Linked DNA regions of Homo sapiens: all the other regions are linked to region 4. A link is a loop called in an ENCODE intact Hi-C map of the cell type or tissue named here. Cell type or tissue: PC-3. All regions are shown on one strand. Region 1 holds the start of GPR39 (G protein-coupled receptor 39). Region 2 overlaps GPR39 (G protein-coupled receptor 39). Region 3 overlaps LYPD1 (LY6/PLAUR domain containing 1). Region 4 holds the start of LOC105373622 (a long non-coding RNA gene). Region 5 holds the start of LYPD1 (LY6/PLAUR domain containing 1).

Region 1 (4,000 bases), 150 kb before region 4:
ACTAGTATTTCAACAAACACTCAAGCTTTAAGCAAATACAATGTCCATTCCTCTCTGTAATATTTGAGTAGTAGCAACCAGTGGGTGATAGACTGAGTTGGGTACGCTTCCCAAGTCCCAAGATAACGTTACCTACTACAACTTCCAGAAAGGCTGGCCCTAAGAGGCAGCAACACCACCAGGCTTACCTATGCTTGTCAAAGTCCTGCCTTGTTTCATTTTCCTTTCACCACACGCCTGTGAAAGTCACAAACAGACATGCATTTCTCTGCCCTGAAAAGCACAGTGGGACTCTTTGAGCTGCACTGAGGTGATTCTGAACTAGGTCTTCTCTAAGTCTCAAATTCCTCCTCTAGAAGATGGAAATATCAGTCACCTGGCACAGCCCCTAATGCAGAGTAGCATCCAAATATTCTCATTTTGTGCAGACACAGAGTAAAGTCAAGTCAGCTGGTCACCTGCCACAGCTCTCAAAGCCCAGCTCCCTGGGGGCAATCCATGGCTGCCTCTGAGTACTTTGAAATTCATTAGGGCAATTATTTCAAATCGAATAAAGAGTAAAATTAGACCCTAAGCTTTTAACAATTAATGACACACTGGAAGCCAGGGGCTGGTCTGAGGCAAGACCCAGGTCTTTCCATCATTCTCCAAGTGCCTTCCAACTCTCTCTCATGTCTACCTCCTGTCCCTGGAACCTGCTGCCCAGTTGCCCACACCAAAACAAACAGCACCATGATTTATTCCTTTTCCTGATGCCACAGGGGAGAGGGAAGAAGGGAAATGTTTGTTATATCTATTCCTTTTTGATTCACACACGCACAATACATCCTTTTTATTGTTTCTGCTAAAAAAATATATTTTAAAACCCTTTGTTCACACACATTTCATGTGTCTCCATTAAAGCCTTGTCTCCCAGCCACTAGGTCCCTCTTCTGAAGGCTCTGGGGTCAACAGACCTGTGGGCTCTTTTTAAATAGACGAGGCCTCAACTTTAAATACTTGTATCACAACAAAAGTTTGGAAAACAAGCATAAGAATTGGGTCTGTGAGGTGATTATTCAAATCCTAGGAATCGGTGAAGCCAGATTTTCTGGATCAGATAAACAGGCCGTCCTGCCAGGTTGCTCTGGTCTGGTAAGGAACAGACCCACAGTGGCAGAAACCCAAGCCCTGGGGAGTGCTGAGAGCTCCCATGTCTTAAGATTGGGTCGAAGAGGCTCCAAGGAATAAAATAGCAGCCCGAGAGTGTGTGTCGCTCACAGCCTGCTTTCTCCAAAGGAGGAGAAAAATGGGAACAAAATCTAATTGCACAAGAAAGTCTTCCCCGGGTAAAAGAGCTAGATAAGACGGTTCCCTGTATCTCTGCAGAACTTGGTCTTTTGCAAAGGACTTTCACCTGTCCTGCATTACCTAATTTGTCCGTCATATTCTCTAGTATTATTGTCCCCATTTTACCAAAGATTTTTGTGACTTCCCAAAGGTCACAGCAGTGATGTTCTGGAATATACCCAAACCTTCTGGGTTCTGGTCTCGTGCTCTTTTCACCATAATCTACCATGAATCCCCGAAACACAGAGAAGAAACATTCAGAGACCCAGAGCAATGCCCTCATACTGCTACAAGACTCTTCCACCTTAGTAAACTTAAGTGTGCAATTCTAGGGCAAGACTTGCCCTGGAGAGGGCCACAGGCAGTGGCACGGGTCGTGGGGGAAGGTTGGGAAGCTGCTCACGTGTTGCCCCCGACTTAGGACTCACTCAGGAAGATGATGGTCTGCCTCCTGGCGGTCCTGCTCTCTTCGCTCTCGGACTTCCTCAGCTGCGGAGGCCGCGTGCCCCCGGCCAGCGAGCCCTTCTGGCTTTTCATGAGCACCTGCATCATGTTCCAGCACATGAAGGCTACGGAGAGCAGGACCACGAGGTAGACCACGAAGGCGCCGAAGATGCTGGACTGGAACACGGTCCAGCGGCTGGAGAGGTTGGTACAGATGGACATATTGGAGGTCTCGGGCTGCTCGTGGTGGCGGGTGCTGGAGCGGTTGCAAGTGAGACCCCGGTGGCTGGGCACGTTCACCAGGGGGTACTCAGTACCCATGGCAAACAGCAAGGGCAGTGCCACCAGGGCGGAGGTGACCCAGACGAAGCCAATCAGCAGCTTCACCTGGCAAGGTCCCGACACAGCCTTGTACCTGAAGGGGTGACAGATGGCGATGTAGCGCTCAAAGCTGAGTGTCAGCACGTGCAGCAGCGTAGCGTAGCTGCAGGCCTCGAAGAGGAAAGTGTGCAGCTTGCAGGACAGGGTGTAGCTGGACGTGGTCAGGGGATTCCAGATGATGCTGTAGAACTCCATGGGCATGCCGATGAGGAACACCAAGATGTCCGAGCAAGCCAAACTCACCATGTGGTCTGTCACCTCCTTCTGCAAGTATCCTTTCTTCTGCAGCACCTGGGTGACCCGAATGGTGGCGCTGTTCCCCAGAAGGCCCATCACGAAGATGATCAGGTACACCAGAATAAGGGTGATTTTGATCCAGGTGGCCACCTCAAACTCGGGGACATGACTGTGATCAATGATTTGGGAGCAGTCACTGCCCGGGAGGCTGGGTGAAGCCATGAGAAAGAGCACCAGGCTACCAGGTCCAAAGACTTTCTCAACTTCCCTTTCTCCTCCCAGCAGCGTCCAAAATTCTTGGCTGCAAACTCACCTGCGTGGGCGCACGATTTTATCTCACTCGAGTTCTCCTCGCGAAGGTAACTTAGTATTTCAGGTGCTTTCATGGAAACTTGCTGGAGCAGCCCAACCTAGGAGAGGCCCAGGAGGCGCCTGGGTGTTGAGGTTTGGGAGTGTATGTGGCTGGGGCGAGGCGGGGAGAGGGCGGAGGAAGAACGTTCTAAACTCCTGGCTGGCTGGGAGTGAGACCGCAGCACCTGGCGCTCCGCCTCTGCCCCTCTTCGCCGAGGGCGCACTCCGCCTCGCAGCACTCCTCTTCCTTTCCAGCTGCCGGCACTTGAGAGCCCCGGTCCACATTCCCAGAGCACCCTCTCCCGAGCTGCGGGAGGCGGGGTGGTCAGCGATTAATCATTAACCACAGCGGATTGTGCTCAGCGGCCCGGCTGCAGACCCAGCCCAGCGGCGGGGTTTGACTCAGCACATAGGCACGGTCCCTGAAATCAGATCGTGGCTCTCGAGCTACGAGCGACCCACCCCCGCCCCACCCTCCGTCACCCAGGCGGCAGCCGCAGAGGCAGCTGCGGCGCTCCAACCCGACAAGCGTCCCAAGGAGGTGCAGCCCCGGGGAAGCTGGCGACCCTCCCGAGCTGGGAGAAAGACAAACTTCCTCTCGCCCGCACTGCCCCCACGTCCACCGCTGCCCTGGGGGCCCCCTTCGAAGGCGAGGTCACGGCCCGTTTGGTGGTGGCTTGACCGGGGCGTCCCAGAGGAGCCAGCAAGCCCTCGCCTCCTCTGTGGGGTGTTTGCCAAGGACAGCTGGGCTCTGCGCTGCTTGCAGCCGCTGCTCCAGGAAGTCGGCCCCAAGCAGGCTTGCAGGATTCACTATAGAATCCCTGCCTTTCCCCAGAGCCTGCCGGTGTTCTGCGCAGGGCCCTGCCTCGCCTTCCCACGGAGGGACGCGAAGACCCCGGGGTCTCTTCTTTCAGTTTCGCTCCAAGGTGCAGCCGCTTTCCCGGCAGCGGGACGTCTTTTAATTGGGGACATGTATATGGATGAGGATGGCACTCCGCCAGCAAGCCCCAGGTGGGAAGCATGCCCTCCGGAGGGAGCTGTGCCTAGAACGTCGAAGACAGCAGGAGGAGCTGAAGGCTCTGACAAGGCCGTCATGTAAAAACAGCATTAAGGATCATGACCTTTTCCCTCGAATGGACCCATTTTCGTCTTTTAATTCCACAATCAGAGGGAATGAGCAATGAAGGGGGAGGAAGGCTGCCTTATGCGTTCTAGGATGTTTAGCACCTGCATACACACATCCATAGGGACAGCCAAA
Region 2 (4,000 bases), 280 kb before region 4:
CTTTTCAGTCGTGTTAAACAGTAATATGGACACTGGGACTCTGAAGGAAACCTGTATATGGTGAGCAAAGTTTGGAAGACCAATGCACAGCCTTAATCGACACAGTAGACCTCCCTCGAATGCCTACCATGTACAGGCTTGGGGTGTGGTATGCTCTGGGAACTGAAGGTGAATTAGCCTTTTCCCTGAATTCAAAGATATTACAGTCTGATAGTCTCACAAGTACACACCACAGACCTCTATGTGCTCATTTCTATGTGACAATCCAGGCTCCATTGAAAGGCAAGGCTCTGCTCCTGCCTATGAGAAGTTCCTAGTCAAGCCTAGGATATGAAGGTATGTTAGACACACCATTAAGGAGAGAAGAGAGGATATTAGCTGCTCTGAATTTATGAAGAAGGGAGCATTTAATTTGAGGGTAATAATATAAGAATACATATACACATACACACACACGTATCTGTGACAGTGAATCACAGGGGAACCTGGCCAATTCCAGGGGGTCAGAGACGGTTTCCCTAAGTAACATTTGTTGAACAATGTGAATGTATAGGCAGTCAGGAACTCTGAAAGATAACCCAGGCATAGAATTTAGACTGCATAATGATAAGAGTAGTGATAATAATAATGGCAAAAAGTTGCATTTCTTGGGGACTTATGTTTTACCAAATGCTGTACATAATTATTTGATCCCTACAACAAAACCTAGAAAGCAGATATTGCTTTCCCTATTTTGCAGTTGAGGAAACTGAGACTCAGAAATGTTGAGTAATACATGCAAGGGCATAGAGCTGGTAAATTGAGGAGCTGCCACGTGGCAAGAAGGGGCAAGAAATGAGAAAAATTACATTTGCTGGCTTAGCAGAGTTAAATTCCTTTCACTTGATTGTTTTCTAAATGGTGCACTTACAGATACATACTTATTCACTAAGTCTGTCCATTAGACATCTAATACAGGGTACCACATGGGCACAGGAAGATGGTCTAACTGCCAGCGTAGATGGACTTTTAGCTAAATTTACAGCCAATTAGTGCTGGGAGCAAATAGCATTTCTTCCTATGAAAAGTTGAGTTAGTTTCCCATCAAAATATTATTTAAGGGTAAGACCCCCAAGTGGAATGTTCCAGAAGACCTTTAGCAATAGTGCACTGTATGTTATTTAAACTAAAAACAATGCTGTGAAAAATTGCACTTCAGCACGAGCAGCACCAAATGGAATTGAATTGGGCAGCTGAAAAGGAGACATGATGATTGAAATATTTGCCAGACTATTACATCCTTGAAAGGTTTAAACAGTGAGGAGAAAGACAGGGAAGGGGAGGAGGATGATTTAGAGTAGTTCATTTAAGAACAACAGGACTAAATTAACCTTGGGAAGGGGCGTAAGCGGGGAGGGTGGCTGGGAGAAACATTATGCAAGATGCAAGAAGCTTCCTGAAGGAGAAGTGTGCTGGGCTGCAGAAATTTCCAGCCCAGTAAAGCAGGCAAAGCCATCTATCATAAAAGTCATTTACAAGCAAATTTGACAAATTACTGAGAAAATATATTATGGGCCACATTCCTAAACAGCCTTAGGAATGGACAAACTAGTAGGTCTTTTCTGTGCCTAATTCAGGAAAATCTGATACTTCTTTGAGACTTTTATCTTTATTTATATTTTTGGAGCCTCTTTTCCTCCACTTTAAAATGGATCAGCAAATAAGTTACCCAACTTGGTGTGTGGGTGTCCTATCAGTTACAGCTCTAGCAAAATTTCAACTCAGGGAGGGAGATAGATTGCATTACAATTTTAAAATGTCTATTAGCTGAACTATCTTATTAATAAAGCTGACTTCCTAATCCTAGTTTACTTATAATTTTCAGTCAGGCTGCAGAAATTCTAAATTACACAAAGCAGCCGAAAGATTAAAGAAAATTTCTAGAATTAAAAACCATCAGACCTAAACATTTATTTTCTCAGTATATTGAGAAAAATAAAAGGTGTGACTGTTGGGGAAATGGTGGGTGTGACAGTCCCAGCTTTGCCGGGCCTGGAAATTGTCTATAAACCTCCCCAGGCATCCTTACTGCTTTGCAATTTCTGAGATCTCGCCAAGCTCCTGATTCACAAGACCGGAATTAATGTACGTGCATTGCTGCCCCCTGCTGGATGTATGGAACCCATTTTTGTCTAGGGCCCAGGGAAATGCCATTTGCAAATTTCAATTACTTATCAATTCCTTTTCCTCCATCCCCCACCTGAAATATCACTCCCCTCAAAGGACTCTGTTAGGAGACCATTCCATCTGAGCTAATGGGCAAAACATTCCTTATAATGCAATTAGTGGGCTTCCTCATACAGTAACCCCATTGACCCTCTGTCGGTGCGGCTTGCTGGAGGCAACGGAAAATAGGAAACACAGCATCTTGCTCCTCCAAGGACCACTTTTTGAAAATACCCCCTTGAATTAACATTAATTCAGGCACGAGTGGTTTCTCTTCTCAGAGGATCTAGGGGCAGAGCCAAAATGTCAGCCAGCCCTTTCCTCCTTCCCTCCCCTTCATTTGATATTTGCATATGATGCCTCTTTTTTTTTTTTTTTTTTTTTTTTTTGCTGTGGAGCTACTGCATCCTGGAGAACAACAGCTCTCAAATGCCACCACAGATGGAGGCTCTCTCTGCCCAAGCCACAGAGGCCCCGGAACTGTCAAGGAATCCCCAGGGTGCCAACGTCCACTGAGAGCTGACTGGGCTGGACCGAGTTTTCTATTTTATAGGCAGACTCCTAGAATGTGGCATAATCAGAAAGAGGGGAGGGAAGGGAGAAAGTAATTTTGGTTGGAATGACCACATCTTCACTCTGCTGGTGATAGGAATACTGGGTAGACAAGCCCCAGGCCCCTTCTCTTAGGCAACTTACAATTCATTAGTCAGTTCTTAATATCTTGTCCATATCAGCTAGGCTGGACTACAACTTACGGTCTCAGGATTAGTCTTAACCCAACCCCTTCCAGCAACCTTGCCCACATATTTCTTTCTCAGAGTTCCTCTGCCTATCCCCCGATCTGTCCAGTTCTTGTCCCTACTATAGCCAGGCTCCCCTCTTGCTGTGCCCTGTGGGGCCTCTTGTTATAAACCAGTGGTTCTTAAAATTCACTGGGGGCTTGTTAGAAATGCAAATTCTTGGGCCCCAGCCCACTCCTACTGACTTACAACTCTAGAGTGGGGACCCGTAATCTGTGTTGAACAAGCCCTGGGAGTGATTCTGAGGCACACTCAAGTTTGAGAACTGTTGTTATAAATGAATCCCATTTTTCTCCACTCACCAACTCTTAACCAAAATTGTCTCTTGGCTAAGTCTCATTAATGCTGATGGAAAAATACATTAAGAAGCCTGATAAACTATTCTTCATGCCAGTTATGGATGCTGATGGCCTATTCATCCTCAGAGGTCTAGACTGAATGTGAAACCTCTTGGGTAAACTTCGCTTCGTCTGCTAGCCTCTGACCAGGACAACTCAATCATGTCCTCTCTCCTATGTGGGTCCTCCACACTAGTTGACAGCAGTGATCAGACTCTTATTGTCTCTTGTTACGCAAACTTAGTCTTGGACCAGTTTATCTGCATCACCTGGGAGCTTGTTAGAAATGCAGAATCCCAGGCCTGCCCCCAGACTGACTGATCTGATTCTGCCTTTTAGCAAGATCTCCAGTTGATTCTTTGGTGCATTGAAAGTGGAGAAGAATTGTCATCATCAGGTGCTTTAACACACACACACACACACACACACACACACGCCCATCACACATCGTGGATTATAAGATGGTTTTAAGACAATCTGACTGTTATTCAACTCTGGGTCTTCAGCATCTGGATCTGGAACAGGGACAGATATAGCCACTCTTAGCATTAGTAAGTGTTTGGTGAGTGAATGTAGGATTTATTTTTTAACTAGAACATCTGAAGACTAGAATGACTAAATCCAGGAATAAAACTCTACTAGTGTGTTCAAGCACCA
Region 3 (4,000 bases), 380 kb before region 4:
ACTATATAAATACACTGTTTCTCCTCCAACTTTGGCCAATAATTTCAGTGTCTTTTGGTGGATCTCTCCCACATCAGTTGTTACCATGGTGTTCTAATCTTAATTTCTATTTCCCTCATTCCTTCTGCATTTATTAACTGGAATCCTTCTGTAAGAAAAACTTGTCTCTTCTGCACATACTTATTTACTCATTTATCTATGTCAGCATGAACTCATGGGTATTTACCTGATTGGATGGGGTTATAATCCAATACTATCATTATTTATTTTGTTGCTCAAATTGCTCCAGCTCTGTCCATTGGGAAGTTGGAAAGTCCAACCAAAACTCCAGCTTTGTCCACTGGGTCATTGGTCCAGAAAGGCAAACTGAGGCTTACAGAAGTGAAGTGTATTATCCAAGGAAGTGGCTCAGGGAGAATTCCAGTCTAGGTCTGTTAGACTCCAGGGTTCATGTTCTTTCCTCAGGGTAAGGAATTATTTCAGAATTAGAATGAAATATGGACATGAGCTTCTTTAGTTTCCTCCATCCCATTAAGTACATGAGGATCTACTTAATGATAAGGCCATTAAAGGAGAGGATCATGGCTTCTGGAAACTCCAGAGCTTGGTGAAAGAAGTTAATATTCTGATTTCTTGGGTCCCAGGGAATAGGTACAATGGCTGCAGTGGAATGAACTGCCTGGGAAGTAACCTCAGTATTTTGTTTATCCTTTCCTTCATTCCTTGGCATGCCCATCATTCACATCCAAATAAATAAGGCAGATTAATACAAATGACTTCCTCAGGGAGAACAATTTGTGGTATTTTTAAAGCAAGCACGCATAGCCACCCATCTCAATCCAAGAGCCCCCAGGAGGCCATTACCCCTCTAAAGACTTAAAGAGGATTAAAGTTTTAAACGCTGGGTGGCTTGATTAATTTGGTGATAGTGGGTGGTGTGTTCCATGGGCACACTCCTGGTCTGCGGATTAGAGCCGTGAGAAATGACTTGGTCTTGGCAGGACACATCTCTGTGCCTCTGCAGGGTAGGGCGGCTGGGAGCTGGTCCAAGCTGGGATTATCCGAGCCACGTTTGATGGACAGCCCTTCATCTACCAGTTGAGCCTTCTAGCTCTGGGTCTGCATCTGCGTTAACTAAGATCAGAGCCTCTCACAGTTCTGCCTTTGTCAACCAAGGCCTGGAGGTGAATTGTAGCTTTATGTAAACTCTGTTACCCAGGTGACACCAATGTAGGAATAAAATCCTACTCAAAACCAGTCAGAAAAGCACTTCCAGACCCCCTTCAAATAACCCCCTTTCCTTCTGTCGTCTTTTCCTTTTCCTCCCTTCATTTATTCATTCATTCCTTTGGTAAATACTTGTGTCGTTATGTGCCAGGCACTGTTCTGATTGCTGGAGCTTACGTTCTATTAATAAAGACACACTAGTAAAATCTGTAGTGTATTAGAAGCGATTAAGAGAAAAATCATGCAGGGATGAAGGGAAGGAAGCATCTCTCAGTTCTTTGGGGAAGTCTCCAAACGATGTCCCCCCTCTGTTCTTGGTCATGACCTTCTCCTACCCTAACCCGGCAGTGGTGGTTTCTGAGGCCAGCCATGAGGTTTCAGGGAAACCAGGCCCATGTCCAGCTAGAACCCAGCCATTCCTTCCTGCCCATGTTGCTGCTGCAGTTGTGCCGAACCGTGGTGTTCTTTGCCAAACCTGTCTCATGTTTCAGAGATGCCTCATCGTGTTGTGGACCCGTCAAACTACCACCCAAGGGACCACACTGGTGCATTGCCTCTGGACCTCTTGCCATGATATGACTTAGAGATGGCAACTCACGCACTTACATGTGTGCACACACATCCCCCTGCAGACACACCACTGGAGCACGTATTATATTGCTTTGTGGTTTCTTTCTTACATAAATGGTATGCTTAACTATCATTCTGGAACTGTCATTGAGAACCTTCCAGATCAGAATAGAGCTCTGTACTTTAACTGCTGCTTAATATGTATAGTATAAATGTACCTTTCCCCTATTAAGGATGTGAAAGTGTGTTTTGTTTTGAAGGTACATGGTGAGGAATGGGACTGTTTTATTTGTTGCATTTTGAATTATAGATCCTTCTGACTGCCCTTATGCCAGTCTCTGCTCCCACCAGCAGTCCATGACAAGGCCCTTGTTTTCCTCACAGCTCCTCCTCCCTCAGGCCCAGACCTGAGCTTATGGGGTCCTGGTTAAAGGAAAAGCAGAGAGAACCACAGGCACAAATACCCCTGCCCCGTGACCCTGAGACTTGAGCTTCGGGGCAGCTCCTGGTGGCTCTTTTCTTGAGAGTGGTCATTCCCTAGAGCCCTCTGGTGGACATAGCTAGGAAGAACCTTGTACTACACAGAGAAAGAAGCCATTTGAGGATGGTTGACTGCGGGTGTTTATTTACGTCATTTTAAAAATCATTCTTCTCGTGGTTCTGATTTTAAATGGTAAGAAAGGGTCAAAAGTCTTTTTCCCACTCCTATCCTGTGGCCGCCTAGAATCTCACGCCAGAGACAACCAATATTATCTCTTTTTTGTGTATTTTTCCATACATTTTTATGCATATGCATGTAAAATGTGTTTAATTTTTATTTTCCCCAATGGATGCATGTTATAGCATGGCAGGCAGTGTAGTATAATGGTTAAGAGTACAGATTATAAATCCAGATCTCCTGGGCTTAAATCCCAGCTCCACAACATATTACCTGAATGGACCCTAAGCAAATTACCTACCCTATTTTTGCCTCAGTTTCCCCACTTGCAAAATGAGGATTATTGCTAGAGTTACTACAAAGATTAAATGAGTTAATATTCATAAAGCTCTTAAAACTGCATCTGAAGCATAGTAAGAAGCATAAACTCATTTGGGTTTTGTTTTTGTTTTTTGTTTTTTTTTTTTAAAGGAAGGAGGAGGAAGGGAGGGAGAGAAAAGGAAGGAGGGAACTTCCAGACATACTTTGCTTTGTTTTTAACTCAGTATCATCTTCTATGGCTTTGTGGAATTGCAGTGTGCAGATAAGACACTGGAAATTTACCACTTCCCTGGTGATAGATAGAGTGATGGTCTATTCTTTTGCCATGACACTCTACTCTACCATGAATAACCTTGTGTATAGTCGTTTTGTATGTATGTGAGTATGTCTGTAGGGTACATGCGTAAAAGTGGAATTGCTAGGTCACAGAGTACATGCATTTGCAATGTTGATAGCTATTGCCACGTTGCCTTCATGGAAATTATACCTATTTACTCTCCTAACCAACAATGTGGGAAAGGGCCTTTTTATAAGATTCATGAACACAGTGTTTATAATAAACATTTAAATCTCTGCCCAAGTGATAAATAATAATGGCATCTCAGTGTAGTTTTAATTTGCATTCTTCTTATGATATGAGAGAGTATCTTTTCATGTGTTTCAAAGCTCTGTTGCGTTTTCTGTGAACTGTCTGTTCATTTGCTTTCCCTATTTTTCTAATGAGTTATTTATTCCTTACTGATTTATTATTTATCCCTTATAGATTTCTAGGACCTTTTTACATATTAAGGAAATCTGCTTTGTGATTTGAGTTACAATTATTTTTTCCAATGTTTCACTTGTCTTTTTGTCTTACATATAGGGATTTTATTAGGCAGAGTTTGTGGGTGTGTGTGTAGTCTAATTTTTCAATATTTTCTGTAATGGCTTCTGGGTGTTATGTCATAGAATAGCCTTTACAACTCTTACATAAAAAAAAAATCTCCCAAGGTTCCAAAGTGTCGTTTAGTACTTTTATGGGGTTTTTATCCCCCAACATTTAAATCTTAGATCTACTTGGAATTTATCCTAAGCATGTGAATGGTGGAACTGTTCAGGAGTTCTAAGTCCTCACTGGGCCCTCCCCACCTGGCAGCATTCCTTATTTCCTTCCAGTGTGAGTCTTTATTCTACACCCCTCTACTCCTTGGTGCCTTCGACTCTCTCCTGTGGCTTTCTTCACCA
Region 4 (4,000 bases):
TCTCTCTGTCTCTTTCTCTGTCCCTCCCTTTCTTTCTCTGTCTGTCTCTCTGTCTCTGTCTCTCTCACTGTGTCTGTCTTCTGTCTTACTCTCTTTCTCTGCCTATCTGTCAGTCTCTCTCTCTCTGTCTGTCTGTCCCCCTCCCTTTCTGTTTCTCTCTCTGTCTCTCTTTCTCTTTGTCTCTCTCTGTCCGTCTCTTTCTCTCTCTTTGTCTTTCTCTCTGTCTCTGTCTCTCTCTCTCTGCCTGTCTCTCTCACTGTGTCTCTCTTCTGTGTTACTCTCTTTCTTTGTTTATCTGTCTCTCTCTCCCTCCCTGCCTTTCTGTTTCTCTCTCTCTGTCTCTCTCAATTTCTGTCTGTTTCTCTCTGTCTCTCTCTATCTCTGTTTCTCTCTGTCTCTCTCTGTCTGTCTCTGTCTTCCTCTGTCTGTCTGTCTCTCTCTTTCTTTTTCTGTGGCACGATCTCGGCTCACTGCAACCTCCACCTCCCAGATTCATGCCATTCTCCTGCCTCAGCCTCCCGAGTAGCTGGGACTACAGGCACCCGCCACCACACCTGGCTATATTTTTTGTATTTTTAGTATAGACGGGGTTTCACCGTGTTAGCCAGGATGGTCTTGATCTCCTGACCTCGTGATCCACCCACCTCGGCCTCCCAAAGTGCTGGGATGACAAGCATGAGCCATCGTGCCCGGCTTGTCTCTTTCTTTTTCTCTATCTGTCTGTCTCTCTCTCTGTGCCTGTCTCTCTGTCTGTGCCTATCTTCTGTCTTACTCTCTTTCTCTGCCTGTCTGTCTGTCTCCCATTCTCTGTCTGTCTCCCTCTCTCTGTCTGTCTCCCTCCCTCCCTGTCTGTCTGCTTCTCTCTGTCTCTGTCTCTCTCTCTTTCTGTTTCTGTCTGTCTCTCTCTCTCCATCTCTGCTTTCTCTCTCTGTCTCTTTCTCTGTCTGTCTCTCCCTCTGTCTCTCTCTGCCTGTCTCTCTCACTGTATCTGTCTTCTGTCTTACTCTCTTTCTCTGCCTATCTGTCTGTCAGTCTCTCTGTCTCTGTCTCTCTCCCTCCCTTTCTGTTTCTCTCTCTCTCTCTTTCTGTTTCTGTCTCTCTCTGTCCGTCTCTTTCTCTCTCTTTCTTTGTCTTTGTCTCTGTCTCTCTCTCTCTCTGCCTGTCTCTCTCACTGTGTCTTCTGTCTTACTCTTTTTCTCTGCCTTTCTGTCTCTCTCCCTCCATGTCTCTCTCTCTCTCACTCACTCTCCATCTCTCTCTCTTTCTGTCTGTTTCTCTCTATCTCTCTCTGTCCGTCTCTGTCTTTCTATGTCTGTCTCTTTCTGTGTCAGTCTGTCAGACACCTCATGACGGGGAGGGCTCTGCCCCTTCCACGAAAGTGAGAAGTGCATGCTTAGGTGCTTAGAGAGGCTGAGAAGAATCTAGACAGACGGGCCTTGCTGGGCTTCCCCACTCGGTGTATGATTTCGGGAGGTCGAGGCCGGGTCCCCACTTGGATGCAAGGGGCATTTTCAGACTTTTCTGTCTGTCACGTGTGGCGTCTGTACTTCTCATATTTCCCTGATAAGTTCCTCAACTTAAAAGTAAACGGTTAAGGCCGGGCGTGGTGGCTCACATCTGTCATCCCAGCACTTTGGGACGCCGAGGCGGGTGGATCACCTGAGGTTGGGAGTTCGAGACCAACCTTGCCAACACAGCGAAACCCCGTCTCTACTAAAAATACAAAACTGAGTCAGGAGCGGTGGGGCAGGTGCCTGTAATGCCAGCTACTTGGGAGGCTGAGGCTGGAGAATCGCTTGAACCTGGGAGGCGGAGGCTGCAGTGAGCTGAGATCGCACCACTGCACTACAGCCCAGGCTGTAGAGTGAGTGAGACTCTGTCTATAAATAAATACATACATACATACATACATACATACATACATACATACATACATACATACATTCTTTTCCGTGCTGACTGACATTTGCAGGCATCGGTTGTCTTCGGGCATCACCTAGCGGCCACTGTTATTGAAAGTCGAGGTGACACAGAGGGAGGTCTCCCAGACTTCACCGAACCTGGGGCAACCGGTTTCTCTCTCTCCCTTCTGGAGGCCCCTCCCTCTCTCCCTCGTTGCCTAGGGAACCTCTGCCCTGGCTGGGGCCCTATTGTTCTTTGATCAGAGCTTTAGTTTTCTTTGTGTGTTGGTTTCTTTCGTGTGCATAGACTCTTCTACTTGGGATTTAGGAGGGGTCAGTTTAATTTTCAAGTCGCCCCTCGGCTCCCCCCACTACCCACGTCCCTTTACCTTCATTTAGTGAGTCAGTTAGGTGGGTTCCCCCCAAACCCCCACCCCCCGCCTCCCAACACCCTGCTTGGAAACCTTCCGGAGCCACCCCGGTGTGCCTCCGTCTTCTCTCCCCTTCCCCCACCCCTTGCCGGCGATCTCATTCTTGCCAGGCTGACATTTGCATCGGTGGGCGTCAGGCCTCACTCAGTGGTCACCGTTTTTGAAGATGGGGGTGGCACGGTCCCACTTCCCCAGAGGCAGCTTGGGCCGATGGCATAGCCCTTGACCCGCGTGGGCAAGCGGGCGGGTCTGCAGTTGTGGGTTTCTTCCCCCGCTTCCCTCCTCAGGCCTCCCTCCCTAGGAAAGCTTCACTCTGGCTGGGTCTCAATCACCTTTTATCATGATGTTTTAGTTTCTCCTCCCTCCGGCCAACATAGTTTCACAATGGGAAGGGCGTCACAGCTCTAATCTGGGCCTTCTTAGCATTTGCCCAAAATAGAAACGGTTTCTGAAAACTAATACTTTGCTCACTTAAGATTTCCAGGGACGGTGCATTGGCCCGTGTTCGTTGGCTTGTTTTGTTTTGTTCGTGTTTTTCCTTTTTCGTATGTATTTCTTTTCAGGTGAAGTAGAAATCCGCAATTTTCAGGAAGACGTATATTTTCCCCAAGACACATTAGCTGCTGTTTTCTCCTGTTAACTAGAGCTTTTGTGAATCTCTCAACGTGTAGTGAGAGCCCGTTGATGTTTACTAGACTTCAGAACATCTTATGTTCTAGAAACCCGTAAGCGAATGCTGCTGCTGCTCTTGTTGCTGTTGTTGTTGTTTTCAAAGCACACCTCGGCCACCGTTTACGGGATCAAAAGCGTTATAAAATATGTGTAATTATTTCCTGAGCACGCCCTTCCTGCTCCTCTCTCTGTCTCTCTGTCTGTCTCTGTCTCTCTCTTTCTCTGTTTTCTCTCTCACTCTCTCTGTCTCTCTCTCTCTGCCTATTTCTCTCTCTCTCTGCCTGTCTTTCTCACTGTGTGTGTCTTCTGTCTTACTCCCTTTCTCTGCCTGCCTGTCTCTCTCTCTATGCCTGTCTGTCTCTCTCTCTCTCTCCCTGTTTGTCTGTCTGTTTCTGTCTGTCTCTGTCTCTGTCTCTCTCTCTGTTTCTCGCTGTCCCTCTCTCTGTTTCTCTCTGTCCATCTCTCTCTGTCTCTTTCTTTCTCTCTGTCTCTCTCTCTCTGTGTCTCTCTCTCTCTCTGCCTGTCTCACTGTGTCTGTCTTCTGTCTTTCTCTGCCTGCCTGTCTCTCTCTTTCTCTCTCTGTCTCTCTCTCTTTGTTTCTCTCTGTCCGTCTCTGTCTTTCTCTGTCTCTTTGTCTGTCTGTCTGTATCTCTCTTTCTTTCTCTGTCTCGCTGTCTCTGTCTATCTCTCTCTCTGTCTCTCTCACAGTGTCTGTCTTCTGTCTTATTCTCTTTCTCTGCCTGTCTGTCTGTCTGTCGGCCTCTCTCTCTCTCTCTCCCTGTCTGTCTGTCTGTCTCTCCCTGTTTTTTTCTCTCTCTCTTTGCCTGTGTGTTTCTCTGTCTCTGTCTCTCTGTCTCTCTCTCTCTCTGCCTGTCTCTCTCTCTCTTTGTCTGTCTTCTGTCTTACTGTCTTTCTCTGCCTGTCTGTCTATCTCTCTCTCTCTCCTTGTCTGTTTCTCTCTCTGTCTCTGTCTGTCTCTCTCTTTCTGTCTGGTTC
Region 5 (4,000 bases), 400 kb before region 4:
GGCGTGAGAGAGCTGCCCCCAGAAGTGGCCGGGGGAGAAAAGGGTGAAGAGGAGCTAAAGCTTAGGAGGCGATTTCCACGGAAATGGATGCTCCCTAAGGATGTGCGGAAAGGGGATGGGAATGTGCGGATTGGGGGCGGGGGCACCAACGCACTCCGGCGGGCAAGCGGTCTCCCGCACCACCTGCTGCAAGGCTCGGGAAGGAAGGCGAAGATAGCACCGGGGCATCCCCGGGAGTCCGCAAGGTGGGTCACTTGGACTTTGCGGAAAGAAGACGAATTTGAGGGGTGTGGGGAGCAGCCAGAGGCCGAGTCCGAGGCTGGGATGGCCTTTCAGGAGAGGACGTGGGAGTATGTGCTAATAATCGGTGGCTTTGGGGAAAGCAGAATGGAGCCGGCTGGCGTTTGGGAGACAAGGAATGGAGGAGAACAACCCTCTTCCTCACCCTGATTTGCTTTCTGGTAGGACCTCACGGCAGGTGTCCCCGGGACGGCGTTCTCCTAGGCTAGGCGACCAGGGCGGTGTCAATGCACCCTCCAGCGGTGCGCGCAGGCGGGAGAAGGGAGGGCGGCCCGGGCAAGTGAGACAGTTAAGGCAGTGTCCCCACCACACCCCCACCCAGATTGGCCACGCCGAGCTGGTTCTTGACAGAAGGCCTTCGCGGAGGAAGAGGGGGCACAGCTGCACAGGACACCCTACGGAGCCTGCGGGCGTGGAACTTTGCCAGGCGCACGGGAACGCGCGCCCTTCCTGTCAGCCTCCCGGGGCGCCAGGCTCCCGCGGCCCGCAGCGGGACAGCCTCAGTTGTGTGGGCTGGACCCAGTCGCTGGGGTACCGACCAGTCCTGGAAGGCGCAGAGGACGTGGAGTGGGGAGGCTGCCTTCCTATGTGCGAAGGGCCAGCCGGGCACGCAGTCCTCAGACCCTAGTCCGCACCCGGCAGGTCCCCACGGCACCTGCTGCGCCCTCCTCGCCGCTCCCCCAACCTCCCCATCTCAGAAAACTACCAGTTCTCTCCCGCCCCCCGGCGCCCCTTTCCCAGGAACGTGCGGAGGCGGGAGAAGAGGAAGACAGGAAGGGGGTGGGGATGTGAAGCGACCGTCCCAGCCTTCCCCGCCCGCCACCCCCACCCCAACTCGGCAGCCGTCACGTGATGCCTGGAGTGGGAGGTGGGGAGAAAAGGCGAGACTTTTGTGGGTGCTCCCGATCGCCAGTAGTTCCTTCAGTCTCAGCCGCCAACTCCGGAGGCGCGGTGCTCGGCCCGGGAGCGCGAGCGGGAGGAGCAGAGACCCGCAGCCGGGAGCCCGAGCGCGGGCGATGCAGGCTCCGCGAGCGGCACCTGCGGCTCCTCTAAGCTACGACCGTCGTCTCCGCGGCAGCAGCGCGGGCCCCAGCAGCCTCGGCAGCCACAGCCGCTGCAGCCGGGGCAGCCTCCGCTGCTGTCGCCTCCTCTGATGCGCTTGCCCTCTCCCGGCCCCGGGACTCCGGGAGAATGTGGGTCCTAGGCATCGCGGCAACTTTTTGCGGATTGTTCTTGCTTCCAGGTGAGAATACCCAGAGGCCAGCAGCCGAGGCCAGGTGCGCACAATCCATCTACCCGCCAGCCCTTTTGCCCCCAAGGCGCCCACCTCGGGGCCAGCCCTGCGCTGGGGCTGCCCAGCGGGAGTTGGCGGCCGCGACTGGTGCCCCGGGGCGCGAGGCTGGGAAAGTGTCCAAGTCCCGCGCTGCAGGAGGAGAGCGGGGAGCGGCGGGTTTGCGGGACTCCGGGCTGCAGCTTGTCCGGCTGCACCGTCGGGAGAAGCTGGGCTTGAGAGGAGGGAGGGTCCGAGCGGTGCTGGGTTCTGGGCGAGGGAGAGGGGGCGACATCTCCCGAACCCTGCCAAGTTGTCTGGCGCCTCCGGCACCCCGTGGGAGTGGCGCCGCCGACAGGTGAGCGATGCGCGAGGCAGCCTGCGGCCACGCTGAAGCTGGGTTGCTGCGCTCAGAGTGCGATAGATGTGGGGCTGCGGGAGCGTGGGTAGTTGGGTCTAGACAGGAGCGCGTACACCGAGAACAGCCAGGCCGAAGCGTCCAGAGGCGCAAAGGTCTCGCGTCCTCTCTCCAGTTCGCCTACTGGCTCCCGACTAAGCTCTGCAGAGCTGGAACCCCGACCACTGACCCTAGTCGAACGGTTGTCCTGAAAGCCGGGGCCTGGAAGAAAGGGCTGCGGGGTCGGGGATCCAGGGTGCGCGCGCTCACAAACGCCCTTTCCCACCCTCTGTGGCCATTCGGGTCGCCGCGGGGACGGCCCCGGAGAAGGGCCGCCGACCCGGGCTCGGGGACTTGCGGCGCAGCAGCGCTTGGCGTCTGGCACCTCCACCCAAGTTGTTCCCAGGTGGTCGCTCAGGGATCCTCAGAGCCCTGGCACAGAAACGCTGACTTTAAAAATTAAATAAATAAAAACTAAAAAGACGTCTGCGAATGTAATCACGAATGGTGCCAAAATAGTAATTAAGTAATTTGTAACCAATTAGCAATTAGGCAAATCCTTTGGCTTAGGCTGGAGCTAACGCACATCTCCAGAGCTACTTCACTCTTGCGGTGGTACCGTCCCCACCCTCCCTTCAACTTCTTGGGAAAAGGCCTGGGGTGGTAATGGATGGGCGCTTTGTGTCTAGAGCCGGGGTCCAGGGGTGGCGGGCACTATTCCACTTTCTTCCGTAGGACCCTAGGTACCCGCGCCGCCCCCTGCCGGTGTCAGCCACATCCAGCCCTACCCGGAGACCCAGGAGTGGTCTAAGCCTGCCAGAGGCTGGGAGCCGCCTGGCTCTGAGGCGTGGGATGGTCGTGATTTCCGGGGTGGGCTCTGTGGGGGCCGGATCTGAACCCGACTGCGTCTGTCTCGCAGGCTTTGCGCTGCAAATCCAGTGCTACCAGTGTGAAGAATTCCAGCTGAACAACGACTGCTCCTCCCCCGAGTTCATTGTGAATTGCACGGTGAACGTTCAAGACATGTGTCAGAAAGAAGTGATGGAGCAAAGTGCCGGTAAGAGCCTGGCAGCCCTCCCCCTCGCTCTTAAGCCTGGGCTGTGGGGTGGGAGTGAGGGGGCCATTAAATAGCAGGAAAAAGGACTGACTTTGATTTAATGCCCACACACTGGTTATCGCAGATTTAGTTTTACAGTGCTGGGAAAATGAAGAGTTCCAAGTTACTTTAATCTCATTAGAGTTAATTACCAAGGCTTCTCCCCAAGGGTCTTGGGAGGGGAAGTGCATGTAAATTAGTGGCTCTCCTCTTTTTATTTACTCCCTTCACCTCCCTATGCTAAAAGCTGATGGAGGTAGAAAATATATGGCTAACCAGCCCTGGCTTGGGCAACTAGACAGTAGCCTGTGAGCATTGTCAGCCTGAAATATGGAGCTAGTTGAAGCTCCCAGAGGTCAGAGCTTGAAAAATGTGTTTTGTCATAGAGGCACACCATATTTCCTTGAAGAACACTACAGGATCTTTGTTTAATTTTAGAACTAATGCATCAACTTCCAGGCACAAATTGCCAAGATCTTTCAAAGGAATGCCGTTCTCAGCCCTACCAGCTTAGCTGCTGGCTAGCTGAGAAGAAGTCCTGAGCATCCTGTGGGGGAAGGGGAGGTCTTGTGGGATAGCCCTCACTCCCTCTAGTTGACCAAGAATCTTCTCACTGAGGTAGAACTTTCCAACCCTCTCCTCACCCCCTACCCCAGCTGTCTTATCAGAAGTCAAAGTTCCCCAAAGTATATCTGGAACTTTGGGAGAATAGGTAGAGCTGTTACTTCAGTTTCAAGGTCAAAACCATAAACACAGACCTTGCCATTTTAAGGATATTAAAAGGATGGGAAATAGCATAACTTGATGGCTGATAGTGAATGAACCAAAGCCCCCACTTCCTTTAGTTCTGTGAACTGCCTGCAGAGCCCGGTGAAGTGATTAGAACTGTTATATGATTCCCTTTACCCGCTGGCAAATCAATGCAAGGACTCTAGTT

What was found. A loop is a pair of places that touch in the nucleus more often than their neighbours do. Peaks named below come from ENCODE experiments on the same cell type or tissue, not always from the same donor. Only the 100,000 strongest peaks of a DNase experiment are listed, where the experiment ranks them.
Region 1: it touches region 4 in a loop (2.8-fold over the local background); 5 of 110 quality-filtered maps call a loop at or near these places.
Region 2: a loop joins it to region 4, with 7 times the contacts of the local background. A loop is called at or near these places in 9 of 110 quality-filtered maps.
Region 3: it touches region 4 in a loop (8-fold over the local background); 8 of 110 quality-filtered maps call a loop at or near these places.
Region 5: a loop joins it to region 4, with 7 times the contacts of the local background. A loop is called at or near these places in 3 of 110 quality-filtered maps.

Annotation. Positions count from the first base shown.
Region 1 is chr2:132,415,656-132,419,655 of GRCh38, reverse strand. It overlaps GPR39 (G protein-coupled receptor 39), which reads right to left and starts at 2,851. Exons shown (of 2, transcript NM_001508.3): 1 at 1,758-2,851. The coding sequence starts at 2,613. It overlaps LOC124905948, which reads left to right and starts at 2,612. Exons shown (of 4, transcript XM_047446885.1): 1 at 2,612-2,750; 2 at 3,120-4,000. The coding sequence starts at 2,612. The coding sequence ends at 3,841. RefSeq lists a silencer at 2,926-3,220 and an enhancer at 2,926-3,220. In PC-3, a CTCF peak has its summit at 2,495; a DNase peak (open chromatin) is centred at 3,055; H3K4me3 peaks cover 3,875 bases; H3K27ac peaks cover 3,771 bases.
Region 2 is chr2:132,545,434-132,549,433 of GRCh38, reverse strand. The region is part of intron 1 of GPR39 (G protein-coupled receptor 39); the gene reads right to left. Among named protein-coding and RNA genes, the nearest start is that of MIR9986, 110 kb to the right of the region's middle. In PC-3, a CTCF peak has its summit at 2,151 (motif pointing left); a DNase peak (open chromatin) is centred at 2,113.
Region 3 is chr2:132,649,638-132,653,637 of GRCh38, reverse strand. The region is part of intron 2 of LYPD1 (LY6/PLAUR domain containing 1); the gene reads left to right. Among named protein-coding and RNA genes, the nearest start is that of LYPD1, 19 kb to the left of the region's middle. In PC-3, a CTCF peak has its summit at 2,352 (motif pointing left); no DNase peak of the experiment used is centred here.
Region 4 is chr2:132,266,685-132,270,684 of GRCh38, reverse strand. LOC105373622 (a long non-coding RNA gene) reads right to left here and starts at 2,064. Exons shown (of 3, transcript XR_923341.3): 1 at 1,943-2,064. RefSeq lists enhancers at 1-471, 1,994-2,505, 2,506-3,018. In PC-3, CTCF peaks have their summits at 1,756 and 2,008 (motif pointing left); a DNase peak (open chromatin) is centred at 2,064; H3K4me3 peaks cover 875 bases.
Region 5 is chr2:132,667,424-132,671,423 of GRCh38, reverse strand. LYPD1 (LY6/PLAUR domain containing 1) reads left to right here and starts at 1,219. Exons shown (of 3, transcript NM_144586.7): 1 at 1,219-1,543; 2 at 2,887-3,024. The coding sequence starts at 1,492. RefSeq lists an enhancer at 1,393-2,356. In PC-3, CTCF peaks have their summits at 542, 1,908, 2,545 and 2,747 (motif pointing left); no DNase peak of the experiment used is centred here; H3K4me3 peaks cover 3,330 bases; H3K27ac peaks cover 373 bases.